Regions from separate parts of the Homo sapiens genome. Here region 1 is linked to region 2. Evidence: read pairs that join two places in POLR2A ChIA-PET (ENCODE). Cell type or tissue: OCI-LY7. All regions are shown on one strand. Links, peaks and the distances in the headings refer to the core of each region. The heading gives the core; the rest is flanking DNA. Region 1 overlaps C2CD3 (C2 domain containing 3 centriole elongation regulator). Region 2 overlaps RELT (RELT TNF receptor).

Region 1 (15,300 bases), core at 4,085-12,084, 630 kb after region 2:
TTTTTTTTTGAGACAGGGTCTCACTCTGTTACCTGGGCTGGAGTGCAGTGGTGCAATCCAGGCTCACTGCAGCCTTGACCTCTTGGACTCAAGTGACCCTCCCACCTTCAGCCTCCCGAGTAGCTGGGACTACAGGTGTGCATCACCATACCCAGCTAATTTTTTATTTTTTGTAGAGATGGGGGTCTCTCTATGTTGCCTATTCTGGTCTTGAACTCTTGGCCTCAGCGTGATCACTTGACAAGAGGGGCAGTTCTTAGCCACTCATGGAAAATGGAATGGATGGACACAGACTCAGGTCAAAAGCCCACCTTGGGGCTCTAGAACTTTCAGTAGTCAAGCTGCGGGAGGAGGGAAAGCCACAGTGGTGGGCACAGGTAGGAGGTGCCTTGAGGCCAGCACTCCCCAATCTTCTTCCCAATTCACTCCAGACTCTCCTAGACCCCTAGCAGCCGGCAGCCTTTTGCCACTGGCCAGTGGAGGAAGAAGTCAAAAGTGGAACCCTCATTACTGTAGCTCTGCTGGGGCTCCTGAGGGATGGGATGTTCTAGTCAGCATGGTCCATTAATGTTTGCTGGTTGCTTCTTGCACCAGATACCGTGCTGAGGGCTTTACAGACACTGACTGATTTGATCCCTTCATAAGGCTACAAGTAGTTGCTATTATTATTCTCATTTCGTAAACCAGGGACCTGAGGCTTCCAGGGCTTTTGCTAGTCATACAGCTGAAGTGCTGGAGCTGAGATTGGTGCCCACGTTTGTCTGACATCTGAAGCTGCGCCTGTTTCACTGCCCAGAGAGTCTCAGACTTCAGGGAGAGCCAAGGATCCCTTGAGCTGCTTGTTTACAGAGCAGATTCTCAGCTCTCAGCCCCAGAGATCCTGATTTAGGTCTGGGGTGGGGCCTAGGAATCTGCATTAGGAAAACTCCCTGTGGTAGCTCTGAAGCAGGGGAAGAGGACCCCATTTTGAGACATCCTACCCAACACCAGTTGCCTCCCCAACTCCAACCCACCCTCCCGGCAAAGCCTTCACAGCAGCCCACTGAAGAAGCCGTCTGGGCAGAGACCATGGGCTCTGTAAAGCTCCCAGCAAATGACCTGGACCACGCCTCAGGTCAGAAGTGCCCCTGTCATCCCTACTCAGGAAGAGGGCCCCAGGGTCCTCATGGAAAGAGAGGGATTTATGCTCTGGAGGAATCGCAGAGATTCTGGGGCAGGCAAAGAAGAAAGCCACTTCCTGTCTATGGGGATTTGCAAAATCCCACCAGAGGCAGCCAGCAAGGCAAAGGGGGTGTGAGTCTTGAGTGAGTGACACGGGTGTTGGGTTCAAGCCCCAGCCCTGCCACAGTACCCTCATCAAGGCCACAGCTCCCTTTTCATAAGGTGGCGGCTGGACTGAATCTCTATCAGGTCTGACAAGCTGCAGCTAGTGAGCCCTGACTGCTCGGGGCTGCTCTCTGAAAGCCTCCAATGAAAGGGAGAACAAGGAGAAGGGAGAGGGAGAGGGGAAGGGATGAGGGAGGAGAAAGGGGTCTTACCTGTGAGTCCTGCCACGGCAGGGGCAGCACAGGGGCTCCCTAGGGCTCCATCCCAGGAGGTGGCAGCAGGGATTGGATGGCCCCTCCTTGTCATTCACTGTTGTCTCTGCTGCTTCTGGCTTGGCACTGGTCTTATACACACGGGCTGACCTGAAACCTTATCCTAGAGAAGTTGGTTGACAGCCTGATCACTTGACAAGAGGCTGGCTGGTGAGGGCAGTGAGGTGAGAGGGGAGGTGAGTGAGTTCCAGATCTGGTTCAGTCCTCTTGACTTGGGGTGCTTTAATATAGCTCCTTTAAGCTGTGGACGCTTCCTTGGTGACAAGGGTGTATGGGGGGGTGGACCTGCTGCCACTTTTGAGTCCAAAGGTCAAGGCCTCCCACGATAGGCTGGGCACAGCTCTCCCAGGTCTCTTAATAATAATGTCATTTCTTTGTGCCTACTATGTGCTAAATATTTTACATACATTACTACTATTTTCCACAATCCTATGAGATAGGTACTATTAGGATTCTATTTTTTTTACTTTTTTTTTTTGTAATTTAAAATTTTTTAGTAGAGACGAGGTCTTGCTGTGTTCCCCAGGCTGGTCTTGAACTCCTGGGCTTAAGTGATCCTCCTGCCTCAGTCTGGCAAAGTGCTGGGATTATAGGTGTGAGCCACTGCACCCGACCTAATTTTTTTTTTTTAAATTACAGATTTATTGATATAGAATTCACATACCGTACAATTCATCTGTTTCAAGTGCACAATTCAAATGGTTTTTAGTATATTCTGAGTGGCACAACCATCAACACAATCTATTTTAGAACATTTTCATCACCCTCTCACCCTGGAAAAACTCCATACACATTGGTAGTCACCTCCCTTCCCCCGCTCCCCAGCCTCAGGCAACCACTAATCAATCTACTTTCTGTCTCTATAAATTTGCCTGTTCTGAACACTTCCTAGAAATGGAATCATCCAATATGTGCTTGTTTGTGACTGGCTTCTTTCACTTAGTATAGTAATGCTTTCAAAATTCATCCATGTTGGAGCCTGTATCAGTATTTCGTTTCTTTTTAGTGCTGGGGATCCTAAAATCTTACCACTTATTTTACTGAGGAGGAAATGGAATCTCAGGGAAGTCATGTAGCCAGCACGTGGCGGGGCCTGACTCCAGCCTGTAAACTGTAAGGCATTTTGGGCTTATCTACTGTGACCACCATTCTCTCCAACATGACACTTGGAGGCTTTAGCATGGACACTGCTGGAGCCAAGGGAGCTGGGACCTGGTGGAAGGGTGCCCCACAGAAGCTACTGGAGGCTCCATCTGTGGGCACTCAGAGTAAGGGCTGGGCACAGCTGAATCGGGCCCCAGGTGATGGGGGAAGGGGAGAAGAAGAAGAGAAGGGAGGGGAGGAGTGAGAAGCAGAAGGGAGGGAAGGAAAGGGAGTTAACTGGGTAGGGCAGAGGAGGAGTAGGCAGAAGTCTTTTCTGGACTGGGGCACAGAGCCAGCGTCACAGGGCAGGTGGTCAGAAGCATGGATGTTCAAGTGCAAAGCTTGGGCTGTACCTGTCCTCTTCCTTGGACCAGGCCCTGACCTTAATGTCAGCAGAATAAGCAGCTGCATTAGTGTTAAGAGGGAAGTGGCTGTCAGGGCTGCTGAGATTAGGAAGGCTCAGGAAGTAGGTTCTGAGCTCCATCTGTAATTGCTAGTCTAGAGGTGATGCAGTAAATTGCAGGGAGTCTGTGGGGGAAGAATAGAGTAGAAGCCCAAACCAGGAGGCAGCAGGCTCTGGAGAAACCTAGTGGGAGGGAGGGCCAGGCTCTCTTTAGCTTGGGAGCTTGAGGGCAGGGCCAGGTCTGCCTGCTTTGGCTCCATGTCCTGAGGCCAGCCCATGCTAGAAGTCCGAAGGCTGCCTGCTCTGGGTTGGGATGCAACCAGCCTAGGGATCAGAAACACCTATTCACAGGTCTCTGTGGAGGGAGGGCTCAAAGGGAAGAGAGGCAGCCACTGGCTCGTTCTGGTGGTGGGAACACCTATCTCATGCCTTAATCCATGCCACACGCCTGGTCAAGTCATTTATCTCGGAGTTGGCACTGGGAGATAGATTCAACTTCCGGGGATAAGATATTGATAAATAACACACTGTTTTGAAGTGGAGGTGGGAGGTCTCCACCCTCAGGGTCCTTTTGTGTTATCAGAGGCTGCTCTCAGCCTGGGGTAGGAGTGTGTCCTCCTGACCCCGATCAGGTTGTCTGCGGGAGCTGGAGTGGGATTTGGAGGAATATTCTTTACCTGGGGCTTTCCCCCTCAGGCCTGGGCCCTGACTGCCCCTCTTTAGGTCCCCTGGGCCCCAAGGGAAGTGGGGCCCTGGGCCTTGAATGCTCTGTGCTGGTGACTTGAGAGGGAGGCTGGCCTCTGTGGTGCTGGGGAGGGGTGGGCTGGCAGGCGTCGGAGCAGAGATAAATAGAAGCGGGAGGGCTTGTCACCAAGAAGGCAGCACCCACTCCTTCCTTGAGGTTCCCGCATCATTTTGCACCCTCTGAGGCCCAGGAGTGCTCTGCCTGCCCCAGTGGCTGCATGCTTGCCTCTCTACTGGTTTGCTCCCGAAAGTCAGGAGAGTGGGTGGGGCTGACATTTCCTAAGCTTCCACCATGTGCCAAAAGTAGGCGAAGCACTTTCACAAATGTCATCTCATTTGATCTTCCTCACAACCCCATGAAGCTGGGGTGATTATCTCTGTTTTACAGACGAGGCCACAGAGGCTCAGACGCAGTGAGACTGGTCTCTATCTCCAGCTGCACACTGCTCACAGGCTTTCCTGGCTCTCTCTCTATAGCTGTCCACAGCCTGGGCCAATTCTCTGTGCTCACCCCAAGACCTGTCTCTTCTAGGAAGCCTTCCCTGACTGCCCCAGCCCACATGGTCTTTCTCCATGAAGTCCCTAAATTCAGAGCACTTATTGGCTGTACCTTGTTTTGATTACTGAAAGCAGTAGCCTTGCAATACCTCTGGGATTTCTTGTGTGGTTAATCACTTCCTAACTACACAAACAGAGGCAAAACACTGAACTTACAGAAACTCTAGATATCATAATATCTAGAGTTAGAGAGCTGTTTTGAGGACTGAGTGAAGTGACATGTACTTGGGGGTGAAAGCCTGTTGCCCAGCCACACTGCTCACTCTGCACATTTGGCTCCCGCGACCCCATTTTTTTTTTTTTTTTTTGTGATACGGAGTCTTGCTCTGTTGTCCAGGCTGGAGTGCAGTGGCGTGGTCTCGGTTCACTGCAACCTCCACCTCTTGGGTTCAAGTGATTCTCCTGCCTCAGCCTCCTGAGTAGCTAGGACTACAGGCGTGCACCACGCCCAGCTAATTTTTGTATTTTTTTTTTTTTTAGTAGAGACGGGGTTTTGCCAGGTTGGCCAGGGTAGTCTCAAACTCCTGACCTCAGGTGATCTGCCTGCCTCGGCTTCCCAAAGTGTTTGGATTACAGGTGTGAGCCACTGCACCCATCCATGGCCCTTTTCTTGTCCTCCCCACGGGGCTTTGTCTGATGGATTTCAAGCATCAGCAAAGGAAATACTGGGTGTCACTGTCATCTGGACCAACCTGATTCTGGAGGAGCCAGAAGTCTCATGGTGATTGATCTTCGTCTGCGTGGGGTGTATGGTTGTTAATCTTTCTCTCTGGCAGTTAGGGCACACACGAATTCCTAGCATCCCCACTCCAGCGAAACACTTGTGCACAGATTACAAACACCAATATGATTTTATTCAAACACAGGCAAGAACAATGACCTTCAGAGCTGGGTAAAAATAATAAGTTAAAAGCATGGTTAGAATTTTAGACAATCAGATAAAAAGTTTGAAGGAAGTGATTTCCCCTTCCTCTCCTAATTGATTAATTCAACACAGCATAAAAATAATTTGTATCTATAAAATATCCTTGTTCCCACACAAATGAACTGGAGGTGGCCCTAGGATTTCCTTGACTATGCACAATGCACACAATCTACATGTCCCTCCTCCCCAACTTTTAAGGCAAAAATGGTCCTGCATCTTCAGGCAGAGGGTGGGCTCATGCCAGCAGTCAGCTGTGTCAAGGACACTGGGGGGCGTTTCTCCACCGAAAGATGCCTGCTTGGGTCCCACTTGGGCGCGGATTCCATTTTATTTCTAGCCTTTGCCTCACCACAGAAAAAAGGAGCTGAAATTCTGGCAAGTGGACACTGGACTGGTTTGGGGCACTCCTCCAGTCTGGGCTGACCGGGTCTCTTGAGGCATCCGTGGCCTAGGCAAGTGGTGGTTTCAGGACTGTGACAGCCCTGAAGGAGCCAGACCTGGTGCCTCCTGCAAGCTGGACAAAGCTGACGGAGGGTGGGCAGGTGTCTCCTTCCCCCCAGCCCCTCAGGCTGCGTCAGTCTTTCTGGGAGTACTGAGAAGAAAATATCCGTGCAATCCTGAGAGTTTCTTCCTCAGGCAGGTTGAGGGGGAGCGAGTTAGGTCTGGGGCGACAAGGCCTTTGGGAGAGAGCTCCCCTGGTGGCTTCGCTCTTGTCCTGGAGAGGAAGAAGTCAGCTAGGTTACCACTGAGGATATGGCACCACCAATGGATGACGCTGGTTTCTCTCATCTTTTGGTCCTTTGGTTAATATTTATGTAGAGCTGCCTGGTTTACAAAGCGCTTTACGTACCTTATCTTGCTTGACCCTTACCTCAACCCCATATGGGGGGTATATCATTCTCCCCATGTCGTGGATAAGGAAACTACATTCAGGTGGAATAAACTCAAGGTCCCACAGCTCTGAGTAGCAGAGCTGGGACGTGAACCCCAGCCCTGACTCTTTCTGTGCCTCTGGAGAAGGAGGCAGCGTCACCTCCAGGATAGGTTTGAATCCTCATCCCTTCTCCTGTTGCATGGCTTTAGACAAGTCATTTGTCCTCTGGGTTTAGTCCCATGTGTGATGCTGGGAACATATCCAACTCTCAGGGAGATGGCGGTGAATAATACACTCTCTGTTTGGCCCTTTGGAGCTCCTGGAGTTGCCAGGTGACATAAAGCACCTACCTACTGCTTGGCTACCAAACTTTGATCTCTCTGACTCTGGCTGACAGGGCATCACTAATTCCGCCTTTAAGGTACTTAAACCTGTGGGCTATGGTATCATGGTCCTCTGGACTCCTCTAACTCATTTTTCTTTCTTTTTTCTTACTCCATGTCAGGCTCCTGTGCTGAAGGAGCTCAAAGCTATACAGGAAAGCCATCCCAGACAGCTGGCTGAGAGCAAGGCCCTGGGGAAGAAGTGGGGGCCTGATAGGGGAGGGGGCAGTTCTGAAAGGAGATGGGAGCAGCCTCCACAGGCAAACCTGGCTGACTTCATGGCATGCAGCTTGCTCTTCCCTGTCATCAAGTCCCATGAGCTGAGGCTGTCATAAGCTGAAGGACTATTGAGAGCACACTGTACCACTTCCTGGGCACTGAGAAGAAGCTTGGTGGAGACCCTAGAGACTGGGACCACCTACCCCCTGCAGTTCTGCTCATGAGAAACTGAGGCCCAGCGAGAGTTGCGCCCAGCGAGAGTTGCGCCCAGCGAGAGTTGCTTCTGGCATCAGTAACATTCAGTTATTCTTTCTTTCATGTCTTCAATCTTTTTTAATACCTACTTGAGAGGGGCGCAGAAATAAACAGAACTCCGTTTTAGGCTTTCTCAGCTCAGAGTTAAGCCCTGGAGGCAGAGAGATCTGCCTAAAGAATTAGAATTGCCAGAATGAGATAAGGGGAGTGGAGTCAGGCATCCCTGATCTACTGCCTGGATGTCAGTTTCCCACCCATGAAATAGAAGTGTGGATGGGAAACCTTGAGGGTCCCTGCCAGTCTAGAATTCTAAGTGCCAAGGGAATGTCTACAATCTGGGAAGCTCTCAGTGCTATGAGCCCACAGGCAGCCTTTCCTTATAACCAAGAGCAAAGTGATACTAGGGCTGGGCTGCACAGCAGAGACTAGAAGATCTATCTCCCTGCCTTCTAGGCAGGTCTAGGCTAGAAGGGAAGAAGGAAACCCACTTTTTGCTGGTGTTTGCAGTTCTTCCTTCCAAAATACAGGAAGCACCTGCACTGCATGATGCCTCAGACCAGGGGAGGCCAGTGGCCAGCCTCTGCCTGTTGCTCTCCCACTTCCACACTGGGTGCTCCTGCAGGGCACGGCCTGGGTCTGAGGCTTGGGATCCCAGCGAGGCCAGTTCCAAGACAGGAGCCTGGGAGCTGCTAGACCAGTGTGGGTGGGACCAGGCCAGGGTAACCACAGGTTTAAATTGGGTGGGGAGGAGACTCTTTGTAGTAAGCTTCTCATTCATTCATTCTAGAACCAGTGGTTGTTGTCCTACCATATGCCAGGTCTTTAGTTAAGTTAAACTCTCTCAGGCTCTATGTAGCACTTTAAGCTTGTGTATATCTTTCTCTACTCCCAAGATCCAAGATGGCTGTTTCCTGAGCTATTTGGGATTTAGGATGACACAAGTCCCATTCCTGACCCCCAGCTGTACTGCAGGTAGATTTTCTGGGTCATCAGTTGTATCTTACCTTCCATTTCTTTCTCTGCTACTCTGAAGGGGAAGTAGGGAGATGTTTGTTTTATGAGCCAGATGGGAAAACAGGCCTTAGAGCATAGTATTCTATCTCAAATCCTAAAACCAGGCATTTGTTTCCCCATTTTCTAGAAGAGATGTCTTCTCTGTTTTAGAGAGACTTAGATGAGTCTTGTTCTCCATGGCTGGAAGGGCCAACTACCTCAGTTCATGAAATGACCATAAAAAGACCTCTGTTGGGCTGGGTAGCTCACGTCTGTAACCCCAGCACTTTGGGAGGCCAAGGCAGGGGGATCGCATGAGTCTAGGAGTTTGTGACCAGCTTGGTCAACATAGGGAAACCCTGTCTCAAAAAAAAAAAAAAAGGAAAAAAAAAATTAGCAGGGTGTAGTGGTGCACACCTGTGGTCCCAGCTACTCAGGAGGCTGTGGTGGGAGGATCGCTTGAGCCCAAGAATTCAAGGCTGCAGTAAGCCATGATCATGCTACTGCACTCCAACCTGGGTGACAGAGGAAGACCCTGTCTCAAAACAAAACACCTCTGTTGGTGACTCATCAAACTTTTCAGGAGCCTAAGATCTAATCAACTTGATCAACTCTTATGGACAACAGGCAGACGTGGTTCCTGTTGTCATAGGGCTGCTCAGCTAGAGAGAAGACAGACAATGAGCTACCCAACAATCACAGAGATGAAGCTTAGAGCTTGTGAGCACTGAGAAAATAGCAATTAGTAACAGCTGAGAAAGTCTGGGGCGGCTTCACAGGAGGTGGGCTCCAAGATGGGCAAGGTCTCAACAGAAGCTGGCTGTCAGGTGAGGTCTTTCATTAGAGGGAACAGCATGAGCACAGACCTACACCTACTGGCTGGGCCATATCTGCCCTGGAGCTGAATCGTGTGTGGCACCAACCTTCCAGCACTGATACCCTAACCCAATGACCTAGGGGGCCTTATCTGCAAGGCCCAGGCCCAGGAATCAGAACAAGGACAAGGACAGGGCTTGGCTCTGTGTACAGGGCAGGGGCGGGGTGTGGAAGGACAGAGAACTCACACTCAGCAGCATTTTGCTTTTGTTGACCTCAATAGGGTTTAGAAACCATCTTGACTAGTAGTGAAGATTCTTCCTTCATCAGGACTGCTACCCTAACACACAACCCTGGTGGGGTTGGCCAGAGGCGAAATTGGCCAGAGCAGGGATACCCTCAAATGTATCATCCATTCCTCTGAAATACTCCTACACTTCTGGCTGTAGACCTGAGGGCACAAGAAAGTTGTCAGCAGAACATGGGCTTTGTGGGAGGCATCAACCTTCCTGGGGAGGCAGGAGGAACACACATGGAAGCAGGATCGTCGTAGCTGGAGGGGCTGCAGGTGCCTTGGAGTCTAGACAGCGGGTGTCATCCATGGGGTGAAGTCCCTGGAGCGGGAACTTAAACATGAAGGTGGAATGTGAACAGACAATGAAGAGAGAGGGTATGCCACGTGGAGGTGCAGGTTTTGTGAGGAAGGAATTTTCTTTGCTAGGAAAGTGGTGGGGGTGGATAGGCTGAGCTGCAGGTATGGAGAACAGCCAAGACAAACCTATTACTAGAAGAGGGGTTGATGCTGGTTGAGGAAGTTCCAGAATGTCTGGGGGGAATTTGATCTTATTCTTCTTGGACTTCAGCGAGCTGATCTGTAAGGGCCTTCCCAGGGAACAGGGATGGGGTATTTGACGACTGTACTAGGCTGAAGGACAGAACTGGCTTTCCTGTGGACCGGGTGTCAAGCACGGCAGTAGGCCAGGGGCTTTCAGGCTGCCCCATTAAATCCTACCTCATCCATACATGGGACCTGTTCCTTTCTGAGTACCTGGACACCCAGGTCATGAACATGATAGGCCTCTCTGATAATAGATGTGTCTTAAAAGAGCCTTCAATGCTAAAGATCAGACTTTGCTGGGGAGAAAATGGAGCACGTGGAAGGTGTAAGGAGTGGTTTGGAAAGAAAATGTGGGGCTTCCTGAGGCTCTTCAAATTGAGTGGCTAACCCTGCATAAGGAGCTGGTTCTAGTCCTGGCTCTACCACTTCTTAGCCAAGCGGTGTTGGGCAACCCACCTTCTCTTTGGGCCTTGGTTTGTGCATCTGAATGGGATCAGGATGAGCAGATAATGCAAGAGGAGGCACTCTATAAACCACGGGCTTATCCCGGCCCTTGGCTCCTTCTCTGGTCTGCTCCCTGTGATGCAGACTCTTCTCCAAAAGCTCTCTCAGGAGGGCCTGGCCCTCTTCTTTGGCCTGGAACATGATCTGATCCCAGCCACTGTGTTCTAGGTTCTCTTCACTCCAGCCCCCAGATGGATTCCTCGAACAGGCCACATGCTCCCAGGGGTTGGTGGGTACAGGTGCCCCCACTTACCCCTGCTTCCAAGTATCTGAGGGACTTTCTCAGAGGACAGGCAATGGAGTGCAGTGGAAGGGACACTGGTCTGTGGCCCAACCTAACTGTCTCACTCACTCAAGACCAAGATGCTTTCTCACTCTGGGTCTCTCTGGGTCTTAGCTTCACTGTCAAGTGGATCTAAGAACTTCTGTTTGGTCTTCTTATCCAGGTCTATGCTGGGTTCAAATAAAATTCAGATATGGCCGAGGTTCTGACCAGGTATAATATCTTACAAAACACAGAGGCTAAGATGGAGCTAGAGCCAATACCAGCTGCAGACCCAAGAGCAAAATGAAGCCTTGCTGTTCTCAGACCCCATCCCTGGCAAAGGGTCAGGCCCCAAAAGTCCTGAGTAGAGCTGGGGTACAGGATCTCCTGTACTGAGGTAAGCAGTGCTAGACCAGGCAAGTTCTCCCCGCCCCACTGTCTTCCCCCCTTCTTTGGTAACAGTGAGCCTCTGGTCTGGGATGAGGGCTAAAGTTCTGTTCTTTTCCACAGTAGCCCCTTTAAGTGACATAAACATTGACTCAGGAGCTGAAAACTGAAAGTAAACAGCCGCCTGGGTCTGGCTGGCTAGGTGGACCTGCCAATGGATTGCTGCATCAGAGGCCGAGTGAGGGCTCAATATAGCTGCCTGCCTTGCTCAACTTTCACCCCTTTGGCTGGCTGCCTTTCCCTGGGGTGGCTCTCAGAGTCTGGCCTGGACTAGAACTTCCTTGATACTACAGAGAGCAGCAAACTCAGCAGCCACAAGTAGGAGCAGAGGGGAAGTGAGGACAAGGCACTTAGACTAGAGGCCCAGCCCTGAGAGGCAAATCCCAAATCTGACCTGCTCAGCCCGGCTGCCGCATGGCTCTGGTCTCATGCTCTGAGCTCACCCTCCATGCCTAAATTAGAGGTCTGGTCATGTGGTTCTTATTACCGATATGCTCCCTCCGTGCCACACCCCACCTGATGCCACCCTCTCCTTACTCCAAGAAGCCTTCCCGGACAGGCCCATTCTACAGGGCCTACGTCACTCCCTCACCCTGGGCCTTAGTCTATGCTACGAAGGGGCCTGACTAGGGCAAGACTCCTCAACCCTTTTTTTTGTTTGTTTTTTTAAACAGGGCCTGGTTCAAAAGATGATCCTCAATCTTCTGAACCCAAGCTCTGCCAGAGAGAGGGCTCCAAAGTCCAGGTTTTGAGAGGGAAGGGTTAAAAGTTATACTCTTACAAGAAGAGCTCCTGGCTCCTCCTGGACTCTGGCCTCAGAGTGGCTCAGGCAACCTGAGACTAGCACCTGCCCAGCAGACCTATGAGCCCCTTCCTAAAAAGTGTCTGCCAACTTGCAGTCTGGGCCAGGGTGGCGCCAGCCAATTTTGGCTGTTTCTCCTGACCTCTATACACCCGTGGCCAAGTTGCTTATCTTCTAAAAGCTCTGTATGGCCTTTATCAGAGATACTTTGACCTTTAGGTCTCTCTTAGGCTCTGCAGAAAGCTAGGGACTTGGTGGTTTAATGAAATGAGGCAATAGGTCAGGACCTCTTGCCCCAAGAGGGGCAGCTCAGCCGTCAGGCCTGGACCACAGGCTGAGAAGAAACCCAGGATCAGTAAGTTCCCTCAGGCCCCCTACTGATCTGATCTGGTGGCTTTGTGGAGAGCTGGGATTCTCTACCAGGACTATTTATCTTTCAGCTGCTTCTGGTTTGTGGAAAGGAAACCAAAGGATAGATTTTTTTTTTTCAGACACAGTTTCACTCTGTCGCCCAGGCTGAAGTGCAGTGGCACCATCTTGACTCACTGCAACCTCTGCCTCCCAGGTTCAAGTGATTCTCATGCCTCAGCCTCCCAAGTAGCTGGGATTAGAGGTGCCAGGATAGAAAAATTCTATCCCTTGGTTTAGACATGTTGCTGAGGACCTCAGAAAGTCATAAGCAGAGACAGGACAAAAAAATCAGGCTTGCTGGCACCTCGATCCTTAGTGATGTCTGAAGTGCTGTGGTCTGGCTGAGTACAAGTGAGAACATCGGGTGGGAGTGGGTGGAAAACTCAAGGTTTTAAGGGTACCCTCATGCCTGGCCTTGTCTCATACTTTCTGCCTCCTACACTCACTCCTTATGAATAACAGTGTCTGGCCCGATGCCTGTGGTTAATCCAGGGGCCCATTCATGATGTGGGCAGAGCGTGGGCTTAACACAGGAAGGCACAGAGCAAGACAAGGCTCACCTCATGGTAAAGAAGTGCCATGTGGACAGGGCAGGGAGGCCAAGGCTCAGAAGACAGGCTGCTTCTTGTCCTTTGCTTCTAATTCCTATCTTGTTTCAGTCCAGGCCCATCTCTTCCCATTTCTGACCATGTCTCTAGCACACAGTGCTTGTACCTTCTGCTGTCCAACTTCTGTTGATTCTAAGGTTTCTTCTTTTCAAATCCACAGCATGAAAAGCCTTTCCTTTATCTTTGTTGAATTCAACTTAAGCCACCCCACATGGCTCTGTCTTTCTTTTCCTATACTCATTCCCTTTGCTTTACTTCAGTGCTAATATAGGCAAATGTCATTTGAGGAAATGAGTGGTTTGGAGTCCAGTGCGTTTCCAAGAACTGCGAGCTCCCTAAAGGCAGGGTCCACAGCATGAGGGTCCTAGCTCTTTCAGCATGACAGGCAGTTGGCAGGAGTTGGAGGAACTTAGATATAAGGCTGGCTCCCCAGGGAACTGTGAGTTCCCCGAGGGAAGCTCCTGTCTTCTGCACCTAGCTCAGGACTGTGGCTTTGCACATTTGTTAAAAGATGCAAATTTCAAGTCTGAGGTCAAAACTATCTTCCTACTTTCTGGCCTGCCTATCCTCAGGCCCAGCTCTAGTTCTCCTATTCAATGACGGGAAGTTATTGGAAGGTTCTGAGCAGAGAAGTCACATGATTGAGTTGATGACTGATTTAACGTCTTAAAAAGTTAACAGGATGCTGTATGGGGAATGGGTTGTGAGGAGCAAGGGAAGCAGCAGAAAGGCAAGTTAGGAGGTTACTGCAATAATCTAGGCCAGAAATAATGATGGTTGAGACCAGGGTGGTGAGAAGCACATTTCTGTATATTTTAAAGATAGAGCTGCCAGAATTTCCTGTTTAATTGAAAACTGGCATCAGGGAGGATTCCAAGAGTTTTGGTCTGAACAACTCAACTAGAGTCCCAGCTACTCAGGAGGCTGAGGCAGGAGATCACTTGAGCCCAGGAGTTTGCAGTGAGCCGAGATCATGCCACTGCACTCCAGTCTGGGCAACAGAGGGAGACCCTGTCTCAAAAAACAAACAAACAAACAAACAAACAAAAAACACCACCCCCCTCCAGAGTTCAGCTGTACCCTTTAATCGAAATTGAGAAGACTGAAGGGGAAATGGATTTGGGAATAAAATCTGGAGCTCAATTTTGGACATGTTAAATTTGAGACATCTATTAGATATTCAAGTGAAGATGCTGGGTAGGCAGTTGTAGAGTTACAGTTGTAGAGTTAGGTCTGGGCCAAGTTAACCATCGGGAGTCTTCAGCATATAGAAGAAGAAGTAGGGGAAATGAGGGAGACCCAGCAAACAAGGCAGAGCGGGAGCAGCCAGTGAGGGAGGAGAACCAAGAAGAAGTGATGCCTTAGAAATAAGTGAAGAAAGTGTTCAAAGGAGAGAGATCAACTGTGTCACATGCAATCAGGCACTGAGATTTGATAATTGACTTAGGAATATGGAAGTTTTTTGGGGTTTTGACAGGCTTAAAGAGTGTTCCCCCTGCCAGTGGTAAAGTGAGGTAAGATCTGATTAGAGTGTGATATTACACTGGCTACAGTGTGGAGAATAAATGGTGGTGGAAAAGTGCAAGTATAAGTGAGACTGGTTAGAAATAGTCGGGGGGGCTGGGCGCAGTGGCTTACGCTTGTAATCACAGCATTTTGGGAAGCTGAGGCGGGCAGATCACTTGAGGTCAGGAGTTCGAGACCAGCCTGGCCAACATGGTGAAACCCCATCTCTACTAAAAATACAAAAATTAGCTGGGCGTGATGGCACGCGCCTATAATCCCAGCTACTGGGGAGGCTGAGGCAGGAGAATTGCTTGCACTCGGGAGGCAGAGGTTGCAGTGAGCTGAGATCGCACCACCACACTCCGACCTGGGCAAGAGTGAGATTCCGTCTCGGGGAAAAAAAAAAGAAATAGTGGGGAGATGATTGGGCTAGACAGGGCAGGGTGAGAAGTAAGTGATTCAAAAGATGCTTAGGTGGCAGAATTAACAGGCCTTGGTGATGTGGATCTTGGCTGTGGGTCATGGGGGATAAAGGAGCAGGGGTGAGAGATACTTGTGCTTCTGGCAGGAGTAACTACATGGATGGTGGCTGAATTTCCTGAGATATGGATGCAGGTGGCAGAGGAAGTATGCAAAGGAAGATGACAAGCTCAAGTTTTGGACAGAGTGAATTGTTTGTGACACATCGGACAAGACGTCTAGGATGCAGGTGGGTCCGTACGTGTCTGCGGCATGAGAGAGAAGACTAGACTGAAGATAAGGATTTGAGAGTCATTCAAAGTCATATTTGAAGTCATCAGAGTGATTGAGATATTCCCAAGAGTGAAAATCTACAGAGCAGAAGACACAGTCTGAGGAAGACAACATGTAAAGCAAATTACTGCCGTTCTCATCGTCAACCTCTCTCCTCCCCTGTATGGAAGTTGATAAAACTAGTTTGTCCATCAGCAGCTGAGCAAGCAGAATCACAAAAAACTTTTAACAAAATCAGGAAGCTGTCCCAGTAAA
Region 2 (15,300 bases), core at 3,621-11,620:
CGGGGAGCCGAGCTGGAGCTGCCGCGGCGCAGCCAGGTAAGGAGGGCGCGCGGAGCGCCCATCCAGAGTCTGCTCTCCGCGGCCGGGCCAGCGGGATACGGACCCTAGTGGCGCCCCCTGCCTCCCCGTGTCTCTGAGGAAGTTCGCGGGCTCGGCGGATGCGGCAGCCCGGCCGCGCGCCCCCCCACCCCACTCCTCCCGCCTCGCGTCCTGTCCCGGCGCCTTCCGCGCACCGGCCACCGCCAGTCTCCGAGCCCCGTGACCTGCAGGTCCTCCGGCCGCGACTCCGGGCCGGCCCTGCGTGGTGGCTGTCGGGGGGCGCGCGGGGAAGCAGCGGAACTTGCGGTGTGAGGGGCCGGCGGGGCCCGGAGCGGTCCCCGGCCCGGGAAACTTGGACCGAGACCAGGTTGTGGTGCGGGCTGGACGGCGGCGCCTCGGCGCGGCTGCGGCGCGGGGCGGCCAAGGGGGGGTCTGGATGGTGTCAGCCCGTGACTGTGGGTGACACGGCGCGTGAGGCGGCCTGGCCGGGCGAACGTGTGGCTGGGACACTGGGCGGTGACGCCGGGCCGAGCGGGCGACACAGAGGGGCTCTGTGTGTGGGAGACAGGCAGCGTGTGTGCGTGTGTTGTGTGAGGGAAAGACCCGGGGTCACTGGGGTCACGAAGTGCGTGGCTTGGGGCGTGACCGGCGCAGGGCCAGGGCCACCCGTTACTGTGAGTGTGAAATAGAGGGAGAGGAGCCCAAGTGACTGAGAACGAGCCGAGCTCGCTGGCGCCATGGTGTGCGTGTGGGGTCAAGTGGTGTCAGTGTGTGTGTGTGTGTGTGTGTGTCTGCGCCTAGGGTGATGATGAGTAAGAGGCAGGAGGAGGAGGGACCGGACCTAGGACACCTTCCGGCAGATGTGGGGCGATGAGGAAGTTGGGGAGCCAGGAGACAAGGGTCTCCAGGACTGTCCCCACGAGGGCACCCCTCAGGAGTTCAGCTTGGTGAGGAGATGGACCCTGAGGGATAGGCCCTGGCTGAGGGAGAAAGCCGAGGCTGGGCAACATCTGGTGGGGTGGCCCAGATGGCAGCAGGGTAGGGGCCCTGTGGTAGTCTCAGCTTCCCCCCGCCCACCTGCATCCACACACTCACGCATCGAAGTCCCTACACCTGGCAAAGTTCTGCCCCTGTGTAATCTGTATTCTCAGCGGACCCGGACACAATCTTGTTCTCAGACCCCCCCGCCCCCCTCCCCCGCGCAGGCCTCAGTCTCCCCATCTGCACACTGAGGTGCTGGGCTTTGAATGGACTGTGAATCATCACTTTGGGATCCTCTATTGTTTTGGGTCAACTGCCTGTGTTCTCCCTTCCCTTCAGGCAGAAAGACTGCAGTGGGGGGTGGGGGCAGGCTTCTCCTGGGGACACAGCGGCCCAGGGGCTGCACTCAGGGGCTACTGATAGGGTTGGAAGCACAGCCTTCTCCAAAACTGGTCAAGGAAACGTTAGCCTCCCACCCAAAGGCTTCCTGGTCCTCTGTCACGAAATGGATCCATAGACAATATGGATCCCCAAATCCATAGACATTCACTTCTCTGCCTGGGTGTCCTTTCTTCAGTTCCTTGGGTTGGGGGAGAGTGGGGAGAGACTTGTTCCCCAGGAGTGGTCTCTGGTCTGGGAGGCTAAGTTCTTGCTGGAGAGCTGGAGCGGTACCCTTTCGCCATCTGGGCAAGACCCTTCTGAGGCCCCTTCTCCCGTATGAAGGTCTGTGGGGTTCATGCAGGGTGGGGTGGAAGCTGAGCTCCCTAGTCTAGGAGAGGGTGGCACTTGCTGTAGAATCTGGAAGTTCTGTCTTCTGCTGTCGTCCTCTGAAAATGCTGATTACATTCTAGGGGTGGGGGACAGGGTGGGGGACAGTGTCAGGCACTGTTCTGAACACTTCATGGTGTTCTGTCTTGTTGAATCTTCGCAGTGATTCTGAGATGTAGTGACTGTGTTTCAGAGAAAGGAACTGAGGATCAGAGAAGCAAAGTGACTTGGCCAAGGTCATACAGAGTCAGGACAGTGCCAGGACTGGAATTCAGGTCTTCTGACCCCAGAGACCAGTGAGATGCTGGGAGAGAGGATCACCCACCTTCCTAATAACTGCTCATGGCTTTCCTGGACTTCTGTCTCTCAAACTTGGGCTAGTAGGCGTGGCCTAGCCAGGGCATTACATTGTGAGTTCTAAGTATGATGTGTGTGTGTGCACACATGTCTGGAACACTGGGGATGGGTGGGTTACATGGTCTTCCTGTTCCTCCCCAGACTTCACTCCCAACCAGACATCACCAGAAAGTCCTGTCCCCTGCCTTCTAGAGCCTGGACCTGGCTTTGGGGGTGTCCCCATGGCTTTGAAGAGTGTATGGAGTTAGCAGCACAGCCTAGGGGTAGCAGGGAAAATTGAGAGTCCCAGGTGACCTTCATCATACTTGAGAGGCCCCCTCCCCTTTGCAGTTGCTCTAGAGGCATTTCCCCAAATCCACCTGCATGTTATGGTGGGGAGCAGACAGGGAGTGACCTTGAGCTGGTCCCTACTCTCTCTGGGCCTCGGTCTCCCTGTTCTTCCCAGAGACCCCTTTTGGCTCTGACCACTGTTGCCACTTGGCCAAGAACTGGAACTGGGGATCAGGGTGTCCCTCGGTCCTCTCTGCAATGACTGGAGCTGTGCTTCTTGGGGCTGATGAAAATAGCTGTCGTGGTCTCTAGGGGCTGAGCCGGAGTTATTTCCATCCTCAACAAAGAGGTGGAAATAGCTTAGGGCCTGGGAGGGGGAGCAAGAGGAGAAGGGTTAACTTCTCCTTATCCCAGCCTTAAAGGAGGCCCCCAGCCTCAGCCTGTGCCCTGGCCAAGCCAAACCTTTCTGGGAACTTGGGCCTCTGGGGATGACAGTGGGGCCAGGCTGGGTTTCCACTTGTGACCACAGTTGGGACTGGTGTGATAGCTGCTGGAGGGAGGGCCCTATGTCTAGCCAAGGAGGGGAGATATTGAGGGCCAGTCAGCACCTGCCCCTACTCATAGGGTCAGGCCCAATCTCATTTCACAGAAGGAGAGATTGAGGTTCTGAGAATTCAGGGACTTACCCTAGGACTCCTAGAACCTTCACCTTCCAGACGCGGTACCTGCCTTCTGTCCTGAGTTTGTCATTCTGTGTCCACACTTTCCCTGGCGGCTGGAGGTTGGCCAGCACTGGAAGCAGGCCCAAGACACACCTTCTGGACGTCGGCCTGCCTCATATTCCAGCTCTGGCCTTGCCATCCCTGCCCAGGCTCTGGTTCTAGCTTCTGTGCTTCCACGTCGGCTCTCCCGCACACTGCCAGAGTGACCTCCATAAAATAACTTGCTTTTCGCCTACAAAGTGTAGTTCAAACTCCTCACCTGGCAATGAGGCCTTTCCTTCCAAGGCCTTTCAGAATTTGCATCTTTACCCTCGCCTCTCCTTGCCAGATGCCTTGTCTGCCTTGCCTTTGCTTTTAAAGCTTCCCTCTTTCTAGAACCCTCTTGGCCATCCAGACTATAGCCCCAGCTCCACCTCACCCAGGAAGCCCTCCTGGCCCGAAATTAGTCTCCCTTCATTGTTGTGGGCCACCTGCCAGGTGTCCTCCCTCACTGCTGGGGAATGGGCACAGGTTTGGGGCACCTGTGGGTACCGCATGCTCAGCTTGGTGGGGCCAGCGTGGCCAGTAGCCCACCCCCTCCCACTGCCGTCTCTGTGCTGACGAGACCTCTTCCTGAGGAAGGGCAGCTGCTCTAGGATCCCAGCACCTGTGTGCTGGGAGGCACCGGGAGATTTGCACCCAGGTCTCTGGTGCTCACCATGACCTGAGGCAGAATGTGTGCTGGCGGGTGGGGGCAAAGACTCACGGCCACTCCTGTGGGTAGGGGGCAAGTGTAGTGCTTGTCATGGTCCTCGACATCTTGAGCCAGTAGAGGCAACTGTCCCTGCTCAGGCCCTGTAGTGTGCCAGGCTCTGGGCCCAGCATTTCCTCACAACAGCACTCACCCGGGCCCTCTCCTTTCCAAGTTGGTATGGGGGAACCTCGACTCAGAGAGCAGCCCTAGGCTGAGTCACGCAGCCACTTGTGTTGTAGTCAGGTACTCCAGATCCTACCCAGCCCCCAGCCTGGTCTCCAGGCAGGAGGTGAGGGTCGAGGGGTTTGTCTGACAATTCTAACATTAGTTTCTCAAGAAGGGCCAGGCTGGTCAGCACCCAGTCTGGCTGGGCGGGACCTGACTACTTCTGTTATGGGGCCAGCCCTTCTGCCAGGTCAGCAGGAGAGAGGACCAGAGAGGAAGGGGTTTTGCCTGAGGTTACTCAGCAGGGTGTGTTTGGCGCCATTCCCCACTCAGGATCGATGGGGGAGCAGGGATGTGGTCTCTGGACAGGGAGAATACCCACTGTGTGCTGAACCCGTGTCTTTCTGGGCCTAGGCTTGGTGCTGCTGAGTGGGGCTGGAGTGGCAGAGAGGACAAGAGCCAATGCTGCATCCCTACTCTGCCCATCCGTGGGATTATGGCCCGGGAGGCTGTCACATCCTCAGCCTTATACTCCTGGGGGTCATCATTCCCTCCAAGCACAGGCAGGGAAACCAAGGCCTAGAGAGAGGAGGCACTTGCCAGGCCCCAGTGTCACTGGGATCCAAACCCAGGTCTGCTGGCCTTGAAGACCAGAGTTCTTTCCTAGGCCACTCTGGGAAAGATGAGAGCTCTATAAATAAGCTGCCCATGTGGCTGTGAGCAAGTGCCCTGGCTAGTTGTCACAGACAGAGGGGGACAGCGGGACCTCTACAGCCAGTTAGAGTCAGGGTCTGAGTGTGCAGGTAGAGAGAGGAGTGGGGGCTTCCAGAGGGGGGACCTGCGCTTAGCCCAGTGCATGCACTGTGAGGAGGAGCAGTGAGAGGGGAGGACCTTGGCCACCCACACCACCAGCCTGCTGCATGCCTGGCCTCCTGCACAGACCCTTTCCCTCCCTCCCTCAAGGAGCCTCACCCCTTCTCGAGGAATCAAGGGAGACTGAAAACTGATGGCAGGGGTGAGGGGTGGGGGAGTCTGGAGAGGAGAGGGGGCCCTCTTGACAGGGAGGCTGGGGAGGCTTCCTACAGGAGGGGATGCCTGGCCCAAGGCCTGATTGTAAGAAGAGCCCCTGTTGCCTGTGAACGCTGAGTCCTCCACCACACCATGAGGTCAGCTGCACTGGTGTAATTGGGAAACAGGCTTGGGAAGTTGGGGCTGGGTTCCTGACTGCTGAACTACCCCTTACATTCCTGACCATGGCCCTGGCTGGTGTGGGAGCAGGTGGACGTAGGCCTGTACAGGGGCTGGGACATGGGCACCCAGGGCCCTCCCAGAGAGGCCGAGGCCCCTCTACTTGTGCTGCCAGGGTTTACGTGGAGTTCCCCAAAGCACTCTTGCCACACCCAAGCCTCTGGGTGACCTCGGCTGGCTGTTGCTTGGTCCTGAGCTTGGGTTCCTCTGGCCCTCGTGGAGCTGTGTTGAGAGCCCTCAGTATCCCATGAGGCAGGGACTAGCACCCCTGTTTGCAGAGGAAGACCCCGAAACTCAGGGAGGGTAAGTAACCTGCCCAAGGCCATCGATCTGCGAAGTGACAGAGCCAGAGTCTGAACCCTGGTGGGTTGCTCCAGGGCCCAACCTTGTCTCCTCCCTGCTCCACCACTGCACTTGCACTGACCCCAGTCCTCAGCGTAGCTCCACTGGGTAGGACCTGACCTGGGATGGCCCTGGGGGCGCCTCTTTCCCCAGCACCGCAAGTCTGGGGAGAGTTGGAGAATGGGGCAGACCAGGGCTGTGGTCTCCCCCAAGTCCCTCCCAAAGCCTCTGCCCAGGTCTTCCAGGTCAGGGTGATTGGGGGCAGGGCCCATGCTGAGCACATTAGGGACTTGGGATCAGTTTTATGGCCGGGGCAGGTGGCAAAGGTGGCTTCTTGGAGGAGGTAGCAGAGCATGAGCCGGGGCTGCAGTGAGGTGTCCTTCAGCACCCCCAGACCCGTTGCTGTCCTGTCTCAGGGCCAGGGTTGGCAACACAGGGCTGTCTGTGGTGCTGAGAGGTTGACGGTGGCCAGAAGCAGTGGAGATACCAGGCCTGGGTGGCTCAGGCAGGGGTCGCCTGCCAGTTGCCCCTACTCCAGGGTAGGTAAACTTCATCTCCTTCAAGGTGAAGTTGTTACAGGCTACCACTTGACCTCTCTGAGCCTCAGTTTTTTCTGTGTGAAGCATGGAACACTGTCTTTGAGGGGTTCAGTGAGACCCAGCTTAGAGTGGGAAGGGGACAGGCAGTAGTGCTCAGTGAGGAGGGTTAGGGAGCCTCCTCTCTGCCCGAGATAACTGTCTGGTCTCAGACATCCCTCCTCTAGCCCCAGACTCGGCCCAGGAAGTGGGGCAAGGATTGCACCTGTACCATACCCAGACTGGGAGGAGCTGGGTGGGCCAGGTGTGGCCACCTCAGCCCTTTTCTTGGCCTCAAGGGGCCAATTTAGCCCCCTTAGCCTCAGCCCCACCCCATCCACCTGAGCCACTGAAACCCAGGCCTGGTGGCAGCCAGGAGGTCTGAGGTGCAGAACCATGCCCAACTTCTGGGGGTGTTGCTGAGAGTGGGCTGGGGAGCAGCTGCTGCCTGGCCTCGAGGTGCTCCCCAGCCCTTGAGGGACTGGTTTATACCCCATCGTGGTGACCTGGGAGCTCATGGCTGCCCAGGGCTGTGGGAGGGGGCAGGAGTGGAGCACCTGTCTCACTGAGTGGCCCTGAGCCAGCCTCTGCACATCTCTGAGCTTCCAGCAGCAGCCCTAGTAAGCTGGGGTTCCACCCTGGGACCTCTTTTTCCCCGCTCTGGGAATTCCCAGACTTCCCCGGTCTTCCTGCCTCTTTCAGTTCACAGCTCCCTTTCCTGCCAGAGCTGGCACAGACTAGAACAATATGCAAATGAGTATAGATGCAGGCAACTCCTAGAGGCCCCATGGGATGGCGGTGCAGACAGCACCTTCTCCTGGGGCCCTCCTGGGTCCTTAGTAACAGACCCTCAGTTGAGCCACCTACTGGGTGCTACTAGCTTGCTAGCCTCCACCATCAGGTTGGCAAACACTGCAAGGACATTTACTATGTGCCAGGTCCTGGGCTAAGTTGCAGGGCAAAAGGAGGCAGAAAAGAGACAGTCCTGGGCTCCATTCCTGCTTCATCTCTTACTGGCTGTGTGACCCCCGCCAGTGACCTCCCCTGACCTCAGTTTGCCCAGCTGTGAAACAGGAATGCTCACTTCTCCTGCAAGGAAAGGCAGCAACCCAGGATGAGGGCCCGGCCTGCACAGGGCTGGGGTCCATTCCTTTCCCTGTGAGTGTGGAAGAGGGAAAGCCACTCAGCGTGGTCGCTGCCCTACTTCAGCCCCACTTGCCAGGGAACCGCTGGGCTCCTTGCTAACCTGGATTTCTCTGTTGATGGGTGGCCTTTGTCTTCCTGCCTTGGGTGTGGCCACCGCCAAGGGAGGCCTGTGTCCAGCTGTGTTTCCAGGCAACCCTAGCCTCTGGAGGCCAGAGGGAGGTCCACAGGCTCAGGAGCCACTATCTGGGAAGCAGAGTAGCTGCCTCCCTACCTGCCCTCCTCCAGGTGGGCACCAGCCCCCACCTCCATCTCCCCCAGTGCGGCCTCTCTTAGCAGGCAGCCTGGGGAGCCTGCTGAGACCGAACTGTTCATTCTTCTCCATCCCTTGCTTAACCCTTCCTGGCTCCCATAGGCCCTAGGGGGAAGTGCAGGCTTTTTGGCAGGCAGCTGAGCCTTGGTGTGACCTGAGCACTGCCCACCAACCTTCCCAGACTCCTCCAGACTCCTCCCGTCTTCTCCGCCCTCCCACCCTCCAGATTCCCACCAGGGCGAACCCAGCACCGCCTGTATACCAGACTCTGTGCCAGGCACTGAACGTAAATAAAAGGTTTGTGCCCTTCTCCTCCACATTCCACACGTAGGGAAACTGAGTCACAGTGAAGTGTGGGGAATGCTTACTCTGTGCCAGGCCTGTGCTGAGTACTTAATGTGATTCTCTTCTTTCAGCCTTACCACAGCCCTCTGCAGGCAGGCCACAGAGCCAGTGCAAGACAGAGCAGAGCAGGACTGCACCCCATACTTTGTATCCCCAGGTTAGCCCAGGGGTTCAGATCTGGGTTCTGACCCACCCCAGCCTCTGGGCTCCTTCCCCCTCAGCCTGCTCACTGGCTCTTCTAGCTCGGCATAGCTGGGCTCTCTACCAAGAGTGCCTTTTCTGCCTTCTCCCCCAAATCAGCCCATACCCGCCCAGGTCGGCACTGGGCATGGAGCAGGCAGCTCGTGGTGGGGAAAGGGCTGGGTAATAGGATCTGCATGGCACCATGAATGCTGAGGGGGAGGTGGGGGAGAGGGTACTTCCAGGAGGAAGTGACTTCGAGCTGAGCTCTAAGGAAGAGTGGGTGCTGGCCAAGCGATGAGGGGAGAGCAGAAAGCAGGTGCAGCGTGTGTGAGGGTGGAAAGCACTCAGCGTGGCAGGCGTGTGGGTGGGGGAGGTTGGTGGGGGCGCGTCACGACGCCATCCTGAGGGTGGTGGGAGCTGGCCCAGGGCCAGGGCCAGAACTGGGTGTCAGGGCACCTAGGCTGCAGGGCGGGACTGACCTGGAGGCCAGAGACAGGGCAAGGGGGCAAGAGCAATGGGCGCAGGCCTTGGGAGAGCTTAGGGACTGTAGGGAAGGGGAGGGCCCTGCCTAGGGGAGGGGGAGTGGCGTGGCAGGGCCCGGGTGACCCCAGCGAGCTTCAGTTCTGGGAAAGGGGAAGCTGCCTGTGGCCTGGGCTGGTGGCACAGCTTCCTCTTTCTCTGAGGCCTCCAGGCTGCACCTCCCTGGGGCTCCACCATCTGTGGCCTCAATCGTGGTCTGGGGCCCTCAGCTTGGGGGTCTGGCCGTGGCCTTTGCTAGTTGGCTTTTCTCCAGGGAATTTCTGGTTCTCATTGTTCGGGCATTTTTTTGGAGAGCTGAGTCTGAGGAAACCCTCCCCGCCTCGTGAGCCTGCTTGGAGGCCTCCCGCTTCAGACATGGGGCTGGGTGTGGAGTTTTGTGGCAAATAAAACAGACGTCCCTGCCCTCACCACTGTCTGGTGGGGGAGCAAGGAATAAACAAGTAAGCAAACAAATACTTAATCACAGCCCTCTGCCAGCAGGGCAGAGGAGAAGGGCTGTGGAGAAGGAAATCCCATGACCTACTTTAGCTTCATTACCTCCTTTAAACCCCATGACTGGCTGGGCACAGCGGCTCACACCTGGAATCCCAGTACTTTGGGAGGCCAAGGCGAGAGGATCGCTTGAGCCCAAGAGTTGGAGACCAGCCAGGGCAACATAATGAGACCCCGTCTCTACAGAAAATAAATTTAAAAATTTAGCCAGGCATGGTGGGGCATGCCTGCAGTCCTAGTTACTCAGGAGGCTGAAGCAGGAGGATCACTTAAAAGTTCAAAGTTGCAGTGAGCTGTGATCGTGCTACTGCAGTCCATCCTGGATGGCAGAGTGAGACACTGTCTCAGAAAAAACAAAACAGAAATTCCCCAAAAACTTCGCGACAGCCATGCCAGCAAGATGAACGTCCCCATCTCTGTAGATGAGAAAACTGAGACCCAGTGATGTGAAGGTCCCAAAGGGAGTTGGTGGCAGTGGAGACTGGGCCCCAGGCTAGGAGACATGGGAGGAGTGGCCTCTAAGCCAAGTTCCTTCTCTGCTACCCCCCTGGGGCCCCTCCTCCCCATCCAGTGTGGCTGGGTGTGGCTCTCCTCTGTCAGGCATCGGAGGCTCTGGGGCCTCACTGACTGCCCAGCCTTTAGGATGAGGCAGAGACGGATATGGGACCTTCAGATATCCCCTCCCAGCCGAGGGGGCTTCCATCTAACTGTTTTTTTGGTCACGGTTCCAGGGCCGTTTTAGACAGTGGAGGCCTTGTGGGGCAGGGTGTGAGGGGTGCTGAGCAGCAGGTGTGGACATGTGTGTGCACCAGGCCTTTCTACCTGACCGGGCAAGTCCAGTGGGGGCTCAGTCTGGGCTGAGTGTGGGGGCCGGGCAGCCAGACTGGAGTAAGTGCTGGTTTGGGGTAATGAGAAGGTGCGTAATTAGAAGGTGCAAGGCCCTAGGTGGCAGTGTCTATGCGTGTGCTGGAGTGGGCCCTCGTTGGCTTTGAGTCTGGGCCTTTGGACCCCGCTTTCTTCCTGGAAGGTTCTAGATCACACAGCTCTGCGTCTGTCTGCAGATGAGCAGCTGCACAGCTGCTCCCTGTGGGCTCAGGTCACCTAGCAGGTGCCACCCAGGGTTGGGGTGGTTCTAGGGCTCTCTGCTGTGGTTGCTTGGCCTCTTTTCACCCCCGCATCAGCCCTCTGGGCCTACCTTGGGGACATGGAGGGCTGCTAGAGCTGGGGGCTGGGCTGTTGGGTTGGTCACGGTTCCCCCTGGCTTTGTCTTTTTTTTTTTTTTTTGAGATGGAGTCTTGCTCTGTCGCCCAGGCTGGAGTACAGTGGCACAATCTCGGCTCACTGCAACCTCCACCTCCCAGGTTCAAGCGATTCCCCTGCCTCAGCCTCCCGAGTAGCTGGGATTACAAGTTGTACCACCACACTGGGCTAATTTTTGTATTTTTACTAGAGACGGGGTTTCAGCATCTTGGCCAGGCTGGTCTTGAACTCCTGACCTCGTGATCCACCTGCCTCTGCCTCCCAAAGTGCTGGGATTACAGGCGTGAGCCACCATGCCTGCCACAGCCTGCCCCCACCCCCAGCATCAGGCTCTGTCTTGCGTAGTCAGGCCTAGTGGGGAAGTGAAGCCTGAGGACTTGGGGCTCGTGGTCAGGTCTGTGGGTTAGATCCCTCAAAGGACAGAGGAGGGGCCATGGGGAGACAGGCTCGAGGTGGGAGCTGGGCCCTGACAAGGGCACAGGACACTTTGGGGCAGAAACTGGAAGGAAGACTTGTGACCAAATTTAAGGAGTGACAGGGGACCCTCCCCAAATAGCCTGGGGGTGCCATCTGTTGGGTGTTGACTGCCAGGTGTGGCCTCCACCCTATACTGTGGCCCTACCTTCTCCTGTCCCTGGCTTTCCCCTGAGCTGGCCTGGGACCCAGAGTGGCTGCCAGTGACCTGGAGAGTCCTGAGATGATGTAACTGCTGCCCACTCCCTCCCCTGAGTGTAACTCAAACCCTGGGCCCCTCTGAGATCTGCCAAGAGGGAGGGCGGGTGGACAGATCGGTTTCCTGGGCTGCTATTCTAGGTGGGAGGGCCGGGCTGCCTGCAGGGAGAGGACTCTGAGTGATTTGGGACTACCACAGGAGGCGCTTTTCTCACCTCACCGGCCTTGGAGTCACAGCGGGGGCCTCAGCCGCGGCGGCCCTGAGCCAGTGGCTGGGTTCCCAGGCTGCCCCTGGGCTTAAGAGGCTGCGTGTGGCCTGAAGAGCACGGCTTTCCTCAGCCTCGTGCCCCTGAAGCCAGGCCTCCAGGAAGTACACAGCGGACTTCCTTGCTCTGCCACCTGTCCCTTCTGCTGTCTGATGTGAATCCTTTGTCCTGCTGTGTCCGCCTCGTCCACTGGCCGGAGGCTTCTCCAGAGCAGGCCACCGTCTGGGCCTGGGGGCCTCAGTCTCAGACCGGTGGGCCGTGACGCCACCATGGATATTTCTCTGAAGTATCACACACTGCACTCCCACTCTGCTTTATTTCGTTTCTTGGCACTTACCACCAAATGGCAGGGGCACCTCTCTGTTTGCAGTTGGGTCTCCCCTGGGATGGAGCTCCCTGCAGACAGGGACCTTGTCTGTCTTGTTCATACCGATTTCTCCAGTGCCCGCACGCAGTAGGTGCTGGAGAGATGACAAAGACAGAGCACTGGCTGCCGTGACCACCCCAGCCCCATAGGTCTGCCAGGGGAAGAGCTGTGGCCAGACATGTTCCAGCCTCAAGGGAGGAGTCAGCCTCCCTGGAAGAGGTGTGGACAGTGGCCATGCAGAAGGACCAGGACCTAGATGGGGTGGGGAGCTGTGGGAGCCAGACCCACTTTGGGGAAAGCTTCTAGAGAAGCTTCTGGAAAGAGAGGCCTTCGTGTTGAGCTTTGAAGGGTAAAGGAAAAGGCCTTCCTTGGACCAGAACCAGCAGGAGTGAAGGCAGAGGCCGGGCATGCTTGCAGACCTGTGAGGAGGAGGCGGGGGGAGCCTGAGCCTGGAGCGCTGGGCTGGAGTGTGGAGGCCGGGCTGGGGTGTTGGGTGTTGGTTGCAACCCTGTCATCACGGACACAGGCCGCCACACGCGCTTCCTTCCCCTGCTGATGCCTCGGGGCACCTGGCAGTTTAAGGAAGGGGAAGGAAGCCCTTCCTCCTCTGGGAAGCCTCCCAGCCTGCAGAGCCTTCTTCCTGCCTTCCTGCCTGTGCTGCCCCGTGAGGCCGGCTCCCAGGCAGGGCAGCCCCCTCTGCTTGGGCCTGTGCTTGCGGGTGTGGAGCCGGCCTCCCCGGGCTCTGCCTGCCCAGCAGCACCTTGCCTGCTCCCCATGAGTCCTGTCATCCTGGAAGTGGTGCTGAGGGGACAGCAGCTGCCTGCCTGTCCCTGCCGCTCTGCCGAGCCTCCTCTCCATCTGCCCTAGGCCGGCGACCACCAGGGGCCTGAGGATGAAGCCAAGTCTGCTGTGCCGGCCCCTGTCCTGCTTCCTTATGGTGAGCTGGGGATGGGCCCTGGGAAGGAGAAAAGCCGCACCCTCAGCCCTGCAGCCCTCCAGCAAGAGGGTGCAGACACTCCCGGGGAACCCCCTGCTGGGCAGGGCTCAGTTACTCAGCTCGTCAAGAATCTGAGGCAGCTGGACCCTAGGAAGCACCTCTGGGCCCACCCAGGCTTGTCAGGGAGATGGAGAATGAAGGGCTTGCTGGCATTTATGGGCAAGGCAGGCATGGCTGAGGGCAAGATGCCCATTGGCACGCAGGCATGAGAACGGAGCCCAGCCCAGAGGGTATGCTGGGCACCAAGAGGAAACTGGGCAAAAGAGGCCTGGGATTTGGACCCTGAGAGCCATAGCACCTCAGGTGCTGGGGTTCAAGATCTGTATTGGTCTGGGGGATCCCAGATTCCAGGTCCCAGGATCACAGGATCAGGCCAGCTGCCCGGAGCTGCAGGCAAGTCCACATTACAGACTTGCAGCATCTTGGGGTCTGCCCTGGGGCCCATCTTTCTGCTGTGACGCTAGAAGCTCAGGGAGGGTGAGACTTGGCCTTGGGCCTTGCTAAGGGTTGCTCCATGTACAGGAGGCCTTCCAGCCTTAGCAGGTGCTGGGAGCCGCTCTGGGGTCTGAGGAGATCCCTATTCCATCTCCAGGGCAGCTGATGGTAGCCTCATCCAGCCTAGGCCAAATTGGGGGACTCTAGGAGGGATTCAGGAGAGACAGTTCATTCCTAAGAATGGGAAGCAGAGAGAACTCCTAGTGAAATGGGCTGGGGACACACACTGAGAAGATGGAGCTTTCTTTTGGGATGCGTCTCCCTGTTTGGGTGTGTGGGTGTGAATGGGGTAGCCTCGCCTTGAGGGAAGATTGCAGAGGAGGATGTGGTCCTGGAGACTTTCGCTGAAGGGAGAGCCCAGAATAGGAAGCGCCACCTGCAGACTTGGCTCCAGGGATTATAAATGAGGCTGGTTAATGATATGCCCAGCTGTGATGGGGCCAGGGATGGACCCAAAGTAGGAGGAAGTGGGGGCAGAATACGAGAGAGGATTCGGAAGCATTTCCTCCTCATCGTTCTGGTTAGCTGGAAGGGCTTGAGATCCTGATGTGGCCTTATCTGGGGCTTTCCAGCACTTTCCAGAGCCAGATGTGGCTCTCTCCTTGCCCAGGTACTGGTCTTGCAGCAGGTCTGGGACAGGACAGGTTTTCCTCAGTGTGAGGGATTGAGGTTAGAAGAGTGTGTCCCTGAAGCCCGGGTGGGGTAGTCAGTGGTCCCTACCACTGGGGTTTCAGGAAATAGGTGGGGGATAGATGACCCCAGAGACCCCACACCCAGCACTTTCTGCCTCTTTCAATGCCTACTGTTCTTCTAGCTGCTGCCCTGGCCTCTCGCCACCCTGACATCAACAACCCTTTGGCAGTGCCCACCTGGGGAGGAGCCCGACCTGGTGAGCATTGCCCTGCTCTCCTGCCTGTCCTGGGAGGGCCCTGAGGGCCAGGGGCAGAGTCCTGTGCCTGGCCCCCAAGGGTCCTCAGGCTTGGCTCCTGGCCATGCTCTCACCCTTTACCTCCCACAGGACCCAGGGCAGGGCACATTATGCAGGCCCTGCCCCCCAGGCACCTTCTCAGCTGCATGGGGCTCCAGCCCATGCCAGCCCCATGCCCGTTGCAGCCTTTGGAGGAGGCTGGAGGCCCAGGTGGGCATGGCAACTCGAGATACACTCTGTGGAGACTGCTGGCCTGGGTAAGCCAAAGGGAGTGCGGGGAGGGCTCCTGGCTGGGTGACCAGGACTCTGGATCCTGGGGCCCCAGCCTTATTGTACCCTGAGCAGGCCTCATTCTTCCCATCTGTGAAATGGGATGGGGCAGGACCACGGAGGGTGCCTGGTAGGAAGGAATCCAGCCTCTCCTAAGGATAGTGTTTGGGGAAACTTCTGGGCCTCAGTGGTATCTTCCCTCCTCGCAGGTGGTTTGGGCCTTGGGGGGTTCCCCGCGTTCCATGTCAACCATGTTCCTGGGCACCTCTGGGTACTCATGGCTGTGATGGTGAGTGGCAGACTGGGGCTAGGACTGGTGCAGGGGTATGTGCGGGAGGGGCCAGTGAGTTGGAGCCCAGCAGCCTCTGCAGTGTTCATGTGGGGGCAGTGGGGTCCTTCTTCCAGCCCAGGGCAGGGCGTGCAGCCAAAGGGTCTCCAGCAGGGCACAGTCAGCCGCTCCCCTGGCTGTTTCTGCCCACCATGCTTCCGAGTGGCAGAGAGTGTCCTGCAGATGGCAGCCACAGCTGGGGGCTGGGGACTCACATACTGACCTGTCCCCTGTCCCCATCCCTTCAAAGAGATTCATGCCAGCCAAGTGCAGTGGCTCATGCCTGTAATCTCAGCACTTTGGGAGGCCAAGGCAGGAGGATCACTTTGAGACCAGCTTGGGCAACATAGCAAGACCCTGTCTGCAAAAAATAAAAATAAAAAATTAGCCGGGCGTGGTGGTGCTACTCGGGAGGCTGAGGCGGGAGGATTGCTTGAGTCCATGATTTTCATGCTGCAGTGAGCTGTGATCGCCCCACTGCACTCCAGCCTGGGCAACAAG

What was found. Peaks named below come from ENCODE experiments on the same cell type or tissue, not always from the same donor. Only the 100,000 strongest peaks of a DNase experiment are listed, where the experiment ranks them.
Region 1: POLR2A ChIA-PET joins it to region 2 with 21 read pairs; 2 of 35 experiments call an interaction of 5 or more read pairs at or near these places.

What each region holds. Positions count from the first base shown.
Region 1 is chr11:74,007,440-74,022,739 of GRCh38, forward strand. C2CD3 (C2 domain containing 3 centriole elongation regulator) reads right to left here. Exons shown (of 33, transcript NM_001286577.2): 33 at 5,279-6,086. The coding sequence ends at 5,946. It overlaps UCP3 (uncoupling protein 3), which reads right to left and starts at 1,646. Exons shown (of 7, transcript NM_003356.4): 1 at 1,539-1,646. RefSeq lists a silencer at 941-1,121 and enhancers at 1,255-1,894, 4,467-4,616. In OCI-LY7, for the core only: no CTCF peak of the experiment used is centred there; no DNase peak of the experiment used is centred there.
Region 2 is chr11:73,376,464-73,391,763 of GRCh38, forward strand. It overlaps RELT (RELT TNF receptor), which reads left to right. Exons shown (of 11, transcript NM_152222.2): 1 at 1-36; 2 at 12,649-12,718; 3 at 14,088-14,162; 4 at 14,292-14,458; 5 at 14,681-14,760. The coding sequence starts at 12,674. Among named protein-coding and RNA genes, the nearest start is that of RELT, 7.7 kb to the left of the region's middle. RefSeq lists silencers at 1-285, 376-455, 8,648-8,887 and enhancers at 621-915, 9,711-10,660, 10,661-11,608, 11,528-11,687, 11,609-12,556 and 2 more. In OCI-LY7, for the core only: CTCF peaks have their summits at 7,099 (motif pointing left) and 10,173; DNase peaks (open chromatin) are centred at 6,458, 7,018, 8,848, 10,288 and 3 weaker places; H3K4me3 peaks cover 5,195 bases; H3K27ac peaks cover 7,020 bases.